2 separate regions of the Mus musculus genome follow, and region 2 is linked to region 1. The links are chromatin contacts, found by Hi-C in ENCODE. All regions are on one chromosome and are shown on one strand. The core of a region is the stretch at or near the end of the contact, and the rest is flanking DNA. Distances in the headings are between cores, read along the strand shown.

The links. Hi-C counts contacts between places; a loop is a spot of excess contacts on that map.
Region 2: a loop to region 1 is called in a map of T-helper 2 cell, with 3 times the contacts of the local background. The contact joins two enhancer-like sites. A Hi-C loop is called at or near these places in 2 of 37 maps with a recorded cell type or tissue (T-helper 2 cell and regulatory T cell).

Annotation. Positions count from the first base shown.
Region 1 is chr1:153,305,256-153,312,363 of GRCm38, reverse strand. All of the region lies in intron 1 of Lamc1 (laminin, gamma 1), which reads left to right. It also overlaps the pseudogene Gm8818. Among named protein-coding and RNA genes, the nearest start is that of Lamc1, 24 kb to the left of the region's middle. Within about 2 kb of position 3,494, at least 3 of the 3 ENCODE cell types and tissues checked have a DNase peak (open chromatin) inside an H3K27ac peak, as active enhancers do.
Region 2 is chr1:153,700,430-153,707,537 of GRCm38, reverse strand. No RefSeq gene overlaps it. Among named protein-coding and RNA genes, the nearest start is that of C230024C17Rik, 34 kb to the left of the region's middle. Within about 2 kb of position 4,442, at least 1 of the 3 ENCODE cell types and tissues checked has a DNase peak (open chromatin) inside an H3K27ac peak, as active enhancers do.

The sequences.
Region 1 (7,108 bases), core at 2,245-4,744:
CAACTGTAGACTTGTTTCCTTTAAGAAGCCTCTCCCCCCCACCCCCCAGAACTCATAATACCAAGTTTCTTTTCTTAGGATAGCAAAATTTCTCAGGCGAAGGCTTTCTGTTTCTGTTTTATTAACTATAAAGTCCTAGGCACTAGGGATGTAACTAACTCATTGGTAGAGTTTGTGTTTCGCGTGTATCATCAGGCCTTGGGATCGGTCCCCAGCACTGTAGTCTCCCCCATGAGTTCACACAGACTAACACACATGTACACACATCCATATATTCTATATATTCTAAATTGCTGCATGTGCGTGTGTGTGTGTGTGTGAGACAAAGTCTTACTATAAGGTCTAGCCAGGGCCTTGAACTTGATCAAACTTGGAACTTGATATGTAGATCAGACTGGCCTCTGCCTCCTCAGTGCTGAGATTATTGGTATGGTCATTATGCTGTGTGTGTGTGTGTGTGTGTGTGTGTGTGTGTGTGTGTGTGTGTGTGTGTGTGTATGTTATTGAGACAGGATTTGTCTGTATAGTTCTGGCTGTCCTGGAACTCACTCTGTAGAGCAAGCAGGCTGTCCTGGAACTCAGAGACCCATCTGCTTCTGCCTCCTGAGTGCTAGGCTCAAAGGTGTGAGCCACCACAGACCGCTTCTGTTTATTTTTGAAATAAGGATCACTAAAGCTTCTCTCTGTCTATAGTATTCATTCTTAATCCTGACCACCAGTGGCCCTGGGGATTCGTCTTCACAGTTGAAATCCTAGTTAACCGAAATGCTTCTCTAGAACTTATCAGCAGCCAACTAACTTGTCTCTGAGTTTCCTTGTCTTTAGATATAACATGTGATTTCCGGTTGCTTAGTATGAATTGTCTGTTTTTACATAGAGGTAAATACAAGGTAAAATAATGGTTTGCTTGTTCAGCAATACAATTTCGGTGCACAGGAATGTTTAATAGATTGTGGAATAAAAAGCTTCCTTAGAAAGATGGCAGGATCTTCCGGAGTGTCCCTAATCTCCACTGGACTTTAATGTTTCCTTCTTGCTTTTGAAAGAAGTTGGTTTTGTCCTCTCTTCCTAAAGAGCAATGTTACTGCTTGGCTTTGAGCCTTACAGAAATGCTACTATGTACCTAGTCATGGTGAAGCCTTAACAGTTTCCACTTTCGACAGCTTTTCTAAAGGCAGCTCATTCTTTCTCCCGCCAGTGCAGTGAAGGTTACAGTGTAGCTAGATCATCTTGCTGGCTGATTTTGTTGTATGGGAGTAATGCCCCTGTGGATATCTTCACGCATGCTTCCTGGTGCTCACATAGGAGAGAGTCTCTGCAACTTGGTGGTGCACTCACAACAATGTGTGTCTTCAATTTTATGAGATAATACTGATTTTTCCCCCCCTGGGGTGGTATCAGTTTGGATGTCCACCAGCAGTGCTGGCAAGCTAGCTGGTCTACCCCTGACACTGGAAATTCTTAAATGTACCAACTCATTAGTATAAGATTGTGTCAAAGTGTTTTGCATCTAAAGTTTTCTTTCCATGTCTTTCTGGATCTTCCCTATTTCTTTTCCTGTAGAATGTTGCTTCATGGTTTTTGCCTTTATTGCTTGGTAGAATTCTGCAGGTACGTTGCTACTGATTCGTCATTAGCTCTGCATTATGTCTGAATGTGATTTGTCTTCTTATTTTTTCTACTTTTTTTTGATATTTTCTTTTTTAAATATCTGGTTTTTTACTATATGTATGAGTGTGTTGCTGGATTCGTGTCTGTGTACCACATGCGTACCTGGTGCCCTCGGAGGTCAGAAGAGGACAGCAGACTCCTTGGAATTAGAATTAAAAATGGAAATGATTCACCATGTGGGTGCTGGGAATCGAATCCAGGTCTTTTACAAGAGCAGCAAGTGCTCTTAATCACCAAGCCATCTATCTGTCCAGCCCTGTTGGGCGGTGTTTCTTAATTTCAGTATGACCATATTTATTAGTACATTCTTTGGCAGTCAGCCCTTCTGTGTCTTATGTAAGAAATCTTTGTTTCTTTTTAAGATCTAAGGTTTGGGTTTTCATTGTGTGCATTTTCCTTACTGGCGAGTGCAAGTCCTTTTCAGATGTATTCTATTTTAGAAAGATCTTAGTTATATTTAGGACTTTTTCTTCCGTGTAAATTCTAGAATGAGGTTTCTCAGAAACTTCTTTGCATCTTGATTTAATCCATACTGACTTGATGCCCATTTGGTTTGCGTTAACGTTCAGATATTATTGAGTTTGTCATAAACTTGTCATAATTTACATGTTTTTAAGTAATTCCAATAATGTTTTATAATTTCAACCTCAAGAGTCTTGTTTTTCTGTTGGATTCATTCCTGGGTTCTTTTTTATTGCTGACTTAATTTCAAAGTAAACCGTAATCCTTTGTAGCAGTGTGCAGAAAAGTGTAGCTTTTAAAATATGGGGCTTCAAGGGATTTGTTTAATTCTCTTCTTTTGATCATTTATCTTTAGATTCATTCAAGTTTTTTATGTAGACAGTCATCCATAAAAATAATAGTTTTATGTCTTCGTGCTAATCATATTCAGAACTGCGGATTCTGAAATCTTATTTATAATCTAAGTTTGGTACAAATAGTGATGAGGCTTATCAGGTGTCATGGCAGACACTGATCACAGCTGCTCGGAGAGATACAGGCAAAAGCATCAAGAATTCAAGGTCACCCTCAGATGGAGGGCTGCCTCTGCAGACAAGAGCAACAGAAAAGGAACAAGTGACAGAATTGTTGGGGCTGGGTACAGGCTTTCAGTCCCCACAGCATATGGTGTCTCTGAGTCGGATTCTAAGTTTTGGGGATAGGTAGGTCCATGTGTCATCCAGCTGTAGGTCCTGAGACGTTGCCAGTAGAGTATGCTACGGTCCCCTTAGGAACAGCTAGGGTATGAAACAGAGAAAGCAGTCCCATAAAGCAAAGAATTGCCCAAATTCCATTCAGCTTCAAGTTCTCACAAGATATTGTGCCATTAAAAACCAGAGTATAACTACCTGAGTCTAGAACATAACTTTGATACATAGACACACACACATATAACTTTTCTCAGATTTTATTATACATAATTTCCCATGACTTCACTACTCCGTGCACATGTGTGTGTGTGTGTGTGTGTGTGTGTGTGTGTCTGCCCACGCGCATGCACACGTGCGTGTATTAACTGAGGACTGAGTTACCCATGAGAACAGCTTCCTCTTCCTGCAGCATCTGGCTGTTGTTGCTTCAGCTGCACTCAGTATGCGCCAATCCATCTGTTTTTCTGCGATTCCCATGGAGACTGAATCTGTATAATTTGCATGTTCTTATTGTCTCTTTCTCCTAACATTTTTTTTTACTGGCATTTTTTAAGCCGAGGTCTGTGTCTTCCAGGATGGGGTGGGGAGCTCATTACATGTCGCCGGGTGGGTGAACCAGCTGACCCACTGAGAGGATTGGCAGCTTGCACCTTGATCTCTCAGAGTGAGCTGCTGCAAACCAAACCAAAGTGTGGCTTCCATGCACTCACCAAGCTTAGGAGGACAGGGTTGTACACTCTGAGTGTCCCTAACTCTCTCCCTACGAAAGCTTCGGCTATGCACAGCCCAGCTGCCAGCCGCTTTTCAGTCAGTGCCACAGGAAGCAGAATCAGCCAGCTAATCCTTTCCCAAGTTCCCGACTTGAGATGTTGTAAGATGCAGAAATGGTAGGCTGTGAACTTTAACTTGTACTGCCATAAGGGGCAGAAACAGTAAGTCTCTGGCGTTACTGGGCTGGAGAATCTGCCTTCGTTCCTTTCTGGAAGGGTTCCTTTCTGAACTTGTGGATTCCCTGGAGAAGTTGGACTTCTCTTTGGCTTCAGCTAGAGCGCTCCGGGAGAGGAGCCAGAGATGTCCCGAGGCTATGCATTTTTTTGTGTGTGTGTGAGAACTGTAGTTTGGCAGACATTTTAAAATGAGTTACCAGCCCAGGAATCTTGTGTCTGGGTGCTCAGGCTCCTTCCAGCTGGTATCCTCAACTGTCTACTGAGTGGTAGACAGGTGCAGGCTGAGTTTTGGCAGGGCTGTCACTGGGGACTGTAAGAGAGCAAGCTGTCTTCCTGTTCCTGGTATCTGTAGGTTCCTAGTGAAAACCCCTGCTTTCAGAACCAGCCCTGGCTTCCTGGTTGTTTCCCAGAGATTCTGCATTGAGACCCCGCCATCTTCCAGCATGTTCGTGTCCTTTGGCCTCTTCCTCCCCCCTCTTCTTCTTCTTCAGAGTCATGCCATTGGCTGGCCTCTGCCCCTCAGCACTCTTACTCATACTAAAAGTGCTCATTTCAGTTACCTTACCTTCTAATCCAGAGCGAGCATGCGCACCAACTGGCTCCTTTGGTGGGTGTCTCAGATTACTCCTTTAGCTGATGATAAGCAGCTTGAGAGCCGAGAAGGCCTAACCATTTGTAATTCCCAGTGGTGTTCATTAACTAATTTAGATTCTGTGACCTTTGCTGTGTTTACATTTTCGCCTCCAGACAGAACACAGTGTGTTTGGAGGGGTGATGCTCACAGAGGCTGGAACTCAAGGAATGATTGTCTTGATCTTGGGGTTTGCTAACACAAGCACAGGTGAAGGCCCCAAGAGGCCCACATAGTGATCACTCCATTGTTCCAGAGCTTGGCTCCGGTTTTCAGGGGTTCTGCTTCTTCGCCGGGAGGGCGAACACCAGCCGTGTCCAGATTTGTGTGTTTATATTTGGAGGATGAGAGTGCTGAAGTCCAGTTTCTCATTAGGGCTTCACGGCACAGTAAATGGAAAAGCCTGAGAAACTTGTAAGTCTGGATGTGTCTCCTCCTGCTGAGTTTTGTGGTGGCTGTCCCGAGTGTGTGCACTCTTGTGTCTCCTCTTGTCTCTCTAACTCACAAGTCCCAGCCCTCATGAACTCACTTCTGCTTTAATAACACGCCACTGTGTATCCTGTAGCCAAATCTAGTCACTGTCAATTTCTTTGGTAAATAGGACACTTTTCTTACCATAACGCCCACATTCCATTTCCTTTTGTAACAAGTGTCATTTTCGGTATATACTTCAACCCTTACAAATGGTTGTGAGCCAACGTGTGGTTGTTGGGAATTGAACTCAGGACCTCTGGAAGTGCTCTTAATCAGTGAGCCATCCCTCCAGGCCCCAATATATTTTATTGCTTTTATTTTATGGGCATTAGTATGTTTTTGCCTGCACATAAGTCTGGATTAGGTTGTGAGATCTTAGAATTGTAGACAACTATTAACAGTCAGTTGTAACAAATATTGAAACTTACGGTCATTTAAAGGTAAACATTTTAAATCAAAAGAAAAAAAACCATAAGTATTCTTTCCCAGGAATCATTGTAAACGACAGCAAATGCCAGGAAGCAGTGCCATAAGGACACTATATAGGAACATCTGTTGTTGTTTCTCATTATGGATGGTTGTGAGCCACCATGTGGTTGCTGGGATTTGCACTCATGATCTCTGGAAGGAGCAGTCAGTGCTCTTAATCTCTGAGCCATCTCACCAGGCCCCAATATATTTTATTGTTTTTATTTTATGCACATTGGTATGTTTTTGCCTTCACACATGTCTGGGTTAGGTTGTCAGATCTTAGAGTTTTAGACAATTGTTTTTTTCTTTTTTCTTTTTATTTTTTTTACAATATCTCAAGTGGGATTTATTTGGTGGACCTCAATAAGTTCTCAGAACATTTGCTGTAACTCAGGTAGAAATAGGCGAGTATTCACATTAGTCTGTAGTCCAAAAAGGTATTTCAACTAAAATATGTCAATTCTCACATCTGCAGTGGCTTAGAGATAGTTGGTGGTCAGTATTGTGTTTCTGTAGCTTCTTCAAGCAGAGGTACAGTGCTCAATGCTTTAGAGGGTTTTGCAAATTCATTTCCCTTTTGTTCAACAATGCCTCATCTCCACTATGTAAAACCTGGTCTCCAGTGCCACTATCTATTATCTGCCTTACATTAGGTCTTACTTCAGGGCTATTACACAAAGTGATTACGTTATAAAAGGCCTCCAGATCACTCAGTTTAAATGTTACAGATGGCTTCAGTACTGATTCAGGAGTAAGGGAACTTCCTCCAATGATTCTCAGGTTGATAAATTTGATTTTCCAAATATTTTCCACAAAAGAGCTTCGGATAAGTCCAAAAATTTGCTCAAATGTGCCCAAACAAGAATTTCCTCGGTGGACAGTCCCTGCAACTCCAACCATAACTAATCCATGAGGAGAAGACACACATTTTGGTCCTTGAGAATCAAGGTTGGGACTGAGAAAGAGAAATTCCTCTTTAGCTAATGACAGTAAGCGAAGGCTCACGATTTCTGCTCCTTGGTAGTCTACCATGTTTTGTTCTGAGGTGTTATAATAAAACCTAAGCTTGGCGTCGTGCCAGAAGGGCTGTGGGCCCCAGTCGTTTTGAGGTGGGCCCAGAAAAGGATTCTGAGAATTAAGAAGTTCAAAGAACCAGTGACAGAATTCTTCTCCTAAGCGACGAAAATCAACCTTTTCAGCTGCTTTATCTTCCTTTGCCTGCTGCTCCAAGAGCTGGATGTCCTCCGTCTCTGTAACTGGCTCTGCTGTGTCCTTCAGTTTTCGTGACTGTTTTCCCCAGTAATCTTTTGCATACTGAATAAGATTGTGTTTTTCAGCAGTTGGAGGTACAACCACCCCTTGCTTTGCCAAATACTTAAGTATGACTTCTCGGTGGACTTTTTTGAGCCTCAGAAGTTCTTCTACATTTTGGCTATACACTAATATTGCATGAATAGCATCTTGGCGGTCCACAGGCTGCACCAGGCGGTTGGTGATGGTGTCGCAAAGGGCAATGATCTCGTCGTTGTCCAGCAGGCCGAGTAGGTTTCGGCAGCCCTCCGACTCTAAGTGGCTGAGCCCCGACATCTCGCCCCCGGGGATGGGGGGGCAGAGGACGACGCCACCGGTGTCGCCCTCACGGCCCACAGGCCAGCCGGCGCCTAGACAATTGTTAACACACAGTTGTAACAGACATTGAACCAGGCGGTCATTGAAAGATAAATCTTCAATTGAAAGGACGCAAAATCTTCAAATGAAAAGAC
Region 2 (7,108 bases), core at 3,193-5,692, 390 kb before region 1:
TTATGTGATGAGCTGAGTCATTTTAAAAGCAGGACACTTCCTTGTGTGTGCTCCATGACATGAAGTTCTGGGGACAGCTTCATGCACCACACAGCTCATTAGCATCTTAAATCTCCACCCAGGAGTATACATTTTAATATTATAATGAGTTGTCACCTTCAGACTCTCTGGCCTGTCTCTGCACCTGTGCTGGTGGCTTCCACCAGTTCTCTAGGCTTTAGGCCCAGGGATTCTGTCCTTCACCTTTGCCCACTATTTTTGTTTGGTTTGGTTTGGTTTGGTTTGGTTTGGTGTTTTCTTTTGTTTTTTTGGTTTTTCAGGACAGGGTTTCTCTGTGTAGCCCTGGCTGTCCTAGAACTCACTTTGTAGACCAGGCTGGCCTCGAACTCAGAAATCCGCCTGTCTCTGCCTCCCGAGTGCTGGGATTAAAGGTGTGCGCCACCACACCTGGCTGTTTTGTTTTGTTTTGTTTAATGATGATTTGTAAGGCGTTGTACAAGGCCACCCAGCCTTTACTTTCTTCTCTCCTCTCCTTGGTGGAGACAAGACAAAGTCCCTGTTTCCCGGGAGAGCTAGTTCTTGAACTCCTGGTAGATGGTGGACGCTAGAAGTATGGGATGCACTTTCTCTTGTGCAAAGCAATCCTGCAGTCCCTACAACTGTATCTGTTAGTAGACCACAGTCAATACACAAAATCAAGTGAATCTTTAAAACCCTTGGTTCATTTTATACTATCCTTCTTGACCCATTGCTTGAGTCTTCATTATTTCTTCTTTCTCTCACACACTTGTTTCAACGATGTGGAAAGAAGCTTGAAACTATACCCAAGAATTAGAACATGGATGTGAATTACAGACATTCTCCTGTGCTCCTTGCCTGCCTTCCTCTGCCTCTCATCACCCAGGCTAAACCTATCCCCTACCATTTTCTTGTTCTCTTTAGGTTCACTGCACACAGATCAAGACCTTAAAATATATTGTTTCAGGGCATATAGCACTTAATCCCATCACTCCAGAGGCAGATGGATCTCTGTAGTTTGCAGCCAACATGGTCTATATAGTGAGTTCTAGGCTACATTGTGAAATCCTGTCTCAAATCAAAATATATATTTATGCATGAACAGATTCATTGTGTTTAAATTTTAAGAAAAAAAAATCAAAGCATTCCATGGCTTTCCAAATCCAAAGTCCCAAAGTCCACATTAATTCAAACAAAAACAGGCCTATCATAACAATACCCCACTCCTGGTACCAACTACTGTCTTAGTTAGGTTTTTATGTCTGTGAACAGACACCATGATCAAGACAACTCTTACAAGGACAACATTTAATTGGAGCTGGCTTACAGGTTCAGAGGTCCAGTCTATTATCATCAAGGCAGAAGCATGGCAGTGTCCAAGCAGGCGTGGAGCAGGAAAAGCTGAGAGTTCTGTATCCTTATCTGAAGACTGCTAGAAGACTGGCTTTCATGTGATTAGGAGGAGGGTCTCATTGCCCACCCCCACAGTGACACACCTACTCCAACAAAGCCACCCCTTCTAATAGTGCTACTCCCTGGGCCAAACATATTCAAACCACCATACACACATATCTAGAGGGGTTTAGAGTGTCACTGTTATCTGTTTTTTACAGCTGCATGATATTCCTGTAAAGGTATTAATCTCTCTTATAAGAAGTCTGTTTAAAATGTCCAGTCCTTTAATTATCAACAGTGTTGCTGCTGATGTTTGGTGGCAAGCATATATAAGAGTACTTCTGAAGTTACCAGCTCCACTTAGCAAATGAGGAAATGGAGTCTCAGAGAGATTCCTGAAAGTTCTCAGTAACACATAGCAAGCAAGCAGTCAGAATTAGGATAGCCACATAGAATAAAGTTGAGAAAAAGTAGAGGGCAGGGATTGGGGGCAATCAGAATAATGAGGAGACCTTCACCCAGCACAGTCTTATCTTGAAAAGAACTCTTATTTGCTGGCATGATGAGCTCTTTGTATGCCTGTTTAATGTGCCTTGGTCTATACTGGTCTGGAAACCCTGGTGTGGTCCAGATGAAGAGCCGTGTGGCCCTTTAATCTGCAGGGCTGAGCTCTGCATTGAGAAGGCTGTCTTCTGGGCATCATAAGCGATCATCTCTCAGGGTACTGCCTTCTTCCCTCCCTCAGAACAGATGAGACTCTCCCATACTTCCCTGGCAGGTGTCCCTCCCCCAGGGTAGGTTGACCCAGAGTCAAAGCCTCCTTAGTTGCTCCTGCTTTGCCTAGTTACATCCACACCCAACCAATCCACAGGCTAATCAGGGTGAGGCCACCCACAGAGCCATTTAACTGCCCAGGAGTGAGTGCAAGACCATGCCCTGGGCGCATGCAACAGGAAGGGAAAACAAGACCACAGCTGCACCGTGATGTCAGGGATGGGGCAGATGGGCATTCAAATAAAAATTAGAATTACCAGGCCCTAGGCAGACCAGCTGTTGCTGCACCGTGGCTGACAGACTTCCTGCAGAGTCTATACAGTCCCTCCAAAGAAAGTCCCTGAGACTTAGGCAGGAGTCTCACTTTTTCCCAAGGTCACTGATGAGCGCTCATAGGCTAAATCTTCCAGGGGAATTTACTACAGCAGTGGTTCTCAACCTTCCTAAAGCTGCGACCCTTTAGTACAGTTCCTCATGTTGTGGTGACCCCCAACCACAAAATTATTCTCATTGCTACTCTTGTAACTGTAATTTTGCTACTGTTATAAATCGTAATGTAAATATGTTTGGAGCTAGAGGTTTGTCAAAGGGCTCCCAACCCACAGGTGGAAGAGCCTCTGTGCTAAAGATTTAAATTGAGGTTAGAGGGAAAAGTGCAGGGGTCAGTTTGAAAAACCTAGTGTTGAAGCCCCACAGGTGGAGAGTGAGGGATCTCGTCTTTGTGTAGGAAAAGCTTTCCTCGGTCTACTTACCATCATCATGAGAACTAGGATGGGAATCACGTAGCCAGCCAGGGTCCTGAACAAGAGGACTGCCAGATGAGAGGTATCAGCTTTGACTCACTCCCTCTAAGACTTCAGACTCCAGGTAAAGAGAGCGACAAGAACTGAAGAGCTTAAGAGCTTAGTTTTCTCACACAGGAGGTGCTCTAGAGAGGCCTGAGGCTAGGCTGGGAGCCAGGGCACCACAGACGCAGACAGAGTCTGCCACCCCAGCTGCTACTCATCAGCATACTCGGTTAACCCTTCAGAGCCCAGGGATCATCACACCTACTGCAGCGAAGATGAAAGGAGATGCGAGTCACAGCATCCCCTACACGAATGTGTGCCCCCCTTTTCTCATTGACCTCTCTATGGGGTTTATAGTAAGTGCTACTTCTGTGCTTCTGATCTATTCCGTTCTTCTCTGCATGGGTGGTGGATGTACATGAAATTTCTTCTACGGCTCTAGAGAACATCTCCAGACTCTTCCAATCCACCCCCAACTTATGCTCACAAGCAGGCACCTAAAGGTCCTTGGCTTTGCCCAGCCACCTTATAAGGATAGGTTGTTATGCCCTATGAATGGGACCGGATAGCAATCTAAGAGGCTGAGGTCCCTTCAAAGTGGCCAGGCTTCTCTGGCTTCTGTCCAGCCTGGAATGCTTCGTTCTGACCCTGAACACTGTAGAGAACAGGGGCAGGTGCCAGGGAGACAAAAAAGGCCCTCAGGGACAGGACGGACAGCTGTCAAGATCCTAAGTGGGGCAGGGGCGGGAGGGGAGCAGTACGAGGACTTTAGATGAGGGGAGCAGGGGAGCCGACCAAAAACAGCACACTGGGCTCACCTCACCTCGAGAAGCTAATGACCCCGACAGCGGGCACTGAACATGTCATGGCGCTTCTCCTGTGTCCTTTATTTCAGAATCCAGGCTTCCAGCTTCCACTCAAAAGAGGGATTAGCCCAAGCCAGTGAACAAGTGGCCAACAGCTGCTCCCTCAACAAAGCGAGCCTGTTTCTGTGGCTGCAGATGCCAGTCCCTCTGTGTGAGAACACTTCCTCCCCGCCTGAGTCAAGTCCCTCTGCAGAGCTGCCTGCAGAAAAGGCCATTTAGCAGTGTGAGGAACAAGGGTCCGACAGCTCTCCTGTACCTCCCCCCAACACACACACACACACACACACACACACACACACACACACACACACACACACACCTATTCTTTGAGGTTGCTTCAGCTCAGGCATGGCAGCCCCTGAATCAGGTATGCAAGGCTATTTGCTCCTGATTGCTTCAGGGTTGGGTCCTCCCTGAGCCTGTCCCTCTCCTTCTTTTACCCAGGCCAAGGCCACAGGGAAAGCAAAAGAGCTGCTGAGTAATTGTCCACAGTCACCTCCCCAGGGATCATTCCCCCACCTCGCAGTAAGAGTTTCCCATGATCCACACAGACCGGACCGAGATGTGAACGTGATCATGATACACAAGCTCCCGGAAGCCTAGCATCCCAGCCCCTCACCCCAGTTCTCTGCCATCTCCTGGGAGACTCTGCCAATCGTCAATGATCCTTACACACTAGCTACAACTGGCCTAACAATACCCTCACTGGGAAAACCCCAACACATTCATTTTTAGAACATGCGGTGGAAAGCATTTCCTTTCGAATCCCAGCAAACCTACACATCACTATTGTGAGTTGGAAGTGACTCCATCCCCATTCATCCCTGAGCAGTTTACACTGGGGAGTGGGGGTACTCAGAGTATGAACATCCACCTGTGCTACCCCAGAGCCTACAAGCCAAAAGCATTGCTCGATTCCTGCCATTAGGTAAGGGCATGCTGTCAGTGCCTGATCAGATCTGATGCAAGGAGGTTGTTTTGGGTTTTTTTTTGTTTTTTTTTTTTTCCTCTGCCAACTCAAACATCCAGTTAATCTGTTTGCATTTGGGGTGGTGATTTGAGGAGCTAAGTGACAAGCAGATAGTCCTGGCATATCTACCTTGCATTTAACACAGTACCCTCTTAGGCGAGAAGCGTTGTTTACAAGCTAACAGAGGCTCTGTTTTTCTGCAAGCATTCACCCACCTCAGCTGACTAACTGCCAACTGATCCCAGATAATGTTAAGGGACTGAATATTAAGATAGCCTCACACCGGGGCCAGGGTTGCCAACGCTTAGAGCTATAATTTTTTAAGCACTTCCCCAATACCGAGTCCTGCTCCATGTGGTTTCAATAAATTACCCATAATCCTTGTGGCTACCCTGCCAGGAAATGTACTGACTGGGCCCCTTTTGCTAATAAGCAAAGCAAGACCTGGAGAGGCTCCTTCTCCAGGGTCCCAGACAACACCGGTGTCCAGGCCCCTGCCTCTGTGGATCAGAATCCTACGTGCTCTCCCACCAGTGACCTCTGGGAAGAGGCAGCCCCTGTTCATGCCCATGATGCTAGTATTAGTGCCTGCCGAATGGAGTCGGAGGGAGATAGCATTGAGGTCCACACACTGGGGACATGCCTTCCCACGGCAGATGAGGGAGATGGAGCCATATGTCCTTAGTCTGGGGACTGGGCTGTGGTTCAGCAACCCTAAAAGGAATGTTGTATCCTTGATGTGCCCTTGTGGAGGACAGACTGAAGGACTAGGGGAGACAGTATGAAGGGCAGGACTGACACAAATCAAACTGAGTGACTGCATCTGTAGACTCATTGCCAGGGAACAGCCTTCACACAACTGGCCAATCTAACCCCAGGTAGGTTCTGCAGTACATCTTTTCAACCATGGTTGTTTTCTATCAGGATTCAAGACTTCTGAGTGAGCAAAGGTCAGAAAAGTGTCCCCCATCTCTACTCTAGTCAGTGTACACTTGTTGGTCCCATCCCAGGACAGTTTAGTTCTAGTACTCCAAGTTCCTTCCAGTACCAGCTCCACCCACTTCATCCCCTAGAACCTCCTGTCCACAGCACAGTAGACTCTGGGATGTTGACTCTGGATTTAGAGTGCCAGGATTCTAAACTCCACTTCTGCCAGCCTCGCCCCATGTGACATTGGGGATATCATATAATCCATCTGTGCTTTCATTTCCTCTTGTGTTCTTGGTGATAACAGCAGCATTTACCTTATAATGGGCTGATTCCTAACCCCTAGTACCTCAGAAGTTGGAGACAGGATTTTAAAGAGGATGACGCTGAAGTTATGCAAGAAGGACATATCTGTCCATTAGGACAGCTGTCATTAGGAAAAGGGAAGAGACTCTAGGAGTTCCTTGGCTCTTCTGAGGACTTTCCACATAGCAAGCGTAGGCACCTACCAAATGAACATAAGTGGCTCCGTACTTCAAGCAGGAAAAATAGAATCCAGTGCTTGGAAGTCAAGAGCCATCCAGAAGGTGCTGTACAGAGTCACCGTTGAGTCTCTGGTCTGTCAAGATCTGAATCCCCTTCTTTCCCCATCAACTATCCCTGCACAGAGCCAGCCCCTGTAGGTGCTCATACGGCTGCTTTCAGTGCCTGAAGGAGAAGGACTAGGGACATGACGTGCTGAAGCCTGCAGTTCAGGGATGTATATTCCCAGTAGCAAGCAAAGAGCCATCACCAAGTCTAGGGACGATGCCTCATTGAAAACCAGCCGAGGAGGGCCTTGATCTTGAACGTTTAGCTCCAGAGTCATGAGACAATAAAGTTCTGTTGTCTTGGTCATGTGTGTGGAACTGACTTCCTCCTTCACATAGGTTCTGTGGGTAAATCTCAGGCTGCTGGGCTTGCAGAGCAATTGCCTTTATTTCCTGTGCCGTCTCACTAGACACGGTTCTCTCTCATAGTCATGCAAGAAGCAAATGAGTTCCGAAAAGAGGAAAGCACTAACTTGTTTTGACCGTCCTAGGAAACTAATGCCCCATCCCATAGGACTGTCACAGGGATCTGGCTAGACAGAGTCTCAGCTGCTCAACTAAGCCTCTGACTCCCAACTGTTTCTTTTCTTTCTTCCTGCTCATAAGTGCACAGCTGCCCACATTCACCCGGCAGATGCCAATGCTTATAAACCAAGGAGAGTCACTGTAAGAGCCAAGGAAGTTCACGAGATCCCAGGTTTTAGAGGTCTTGCCTCCACCCCTAAATTATACTAGCGTCTCAGCCGTACACAGTGCCTCCCCAAAGCATTTGTGGGTTCA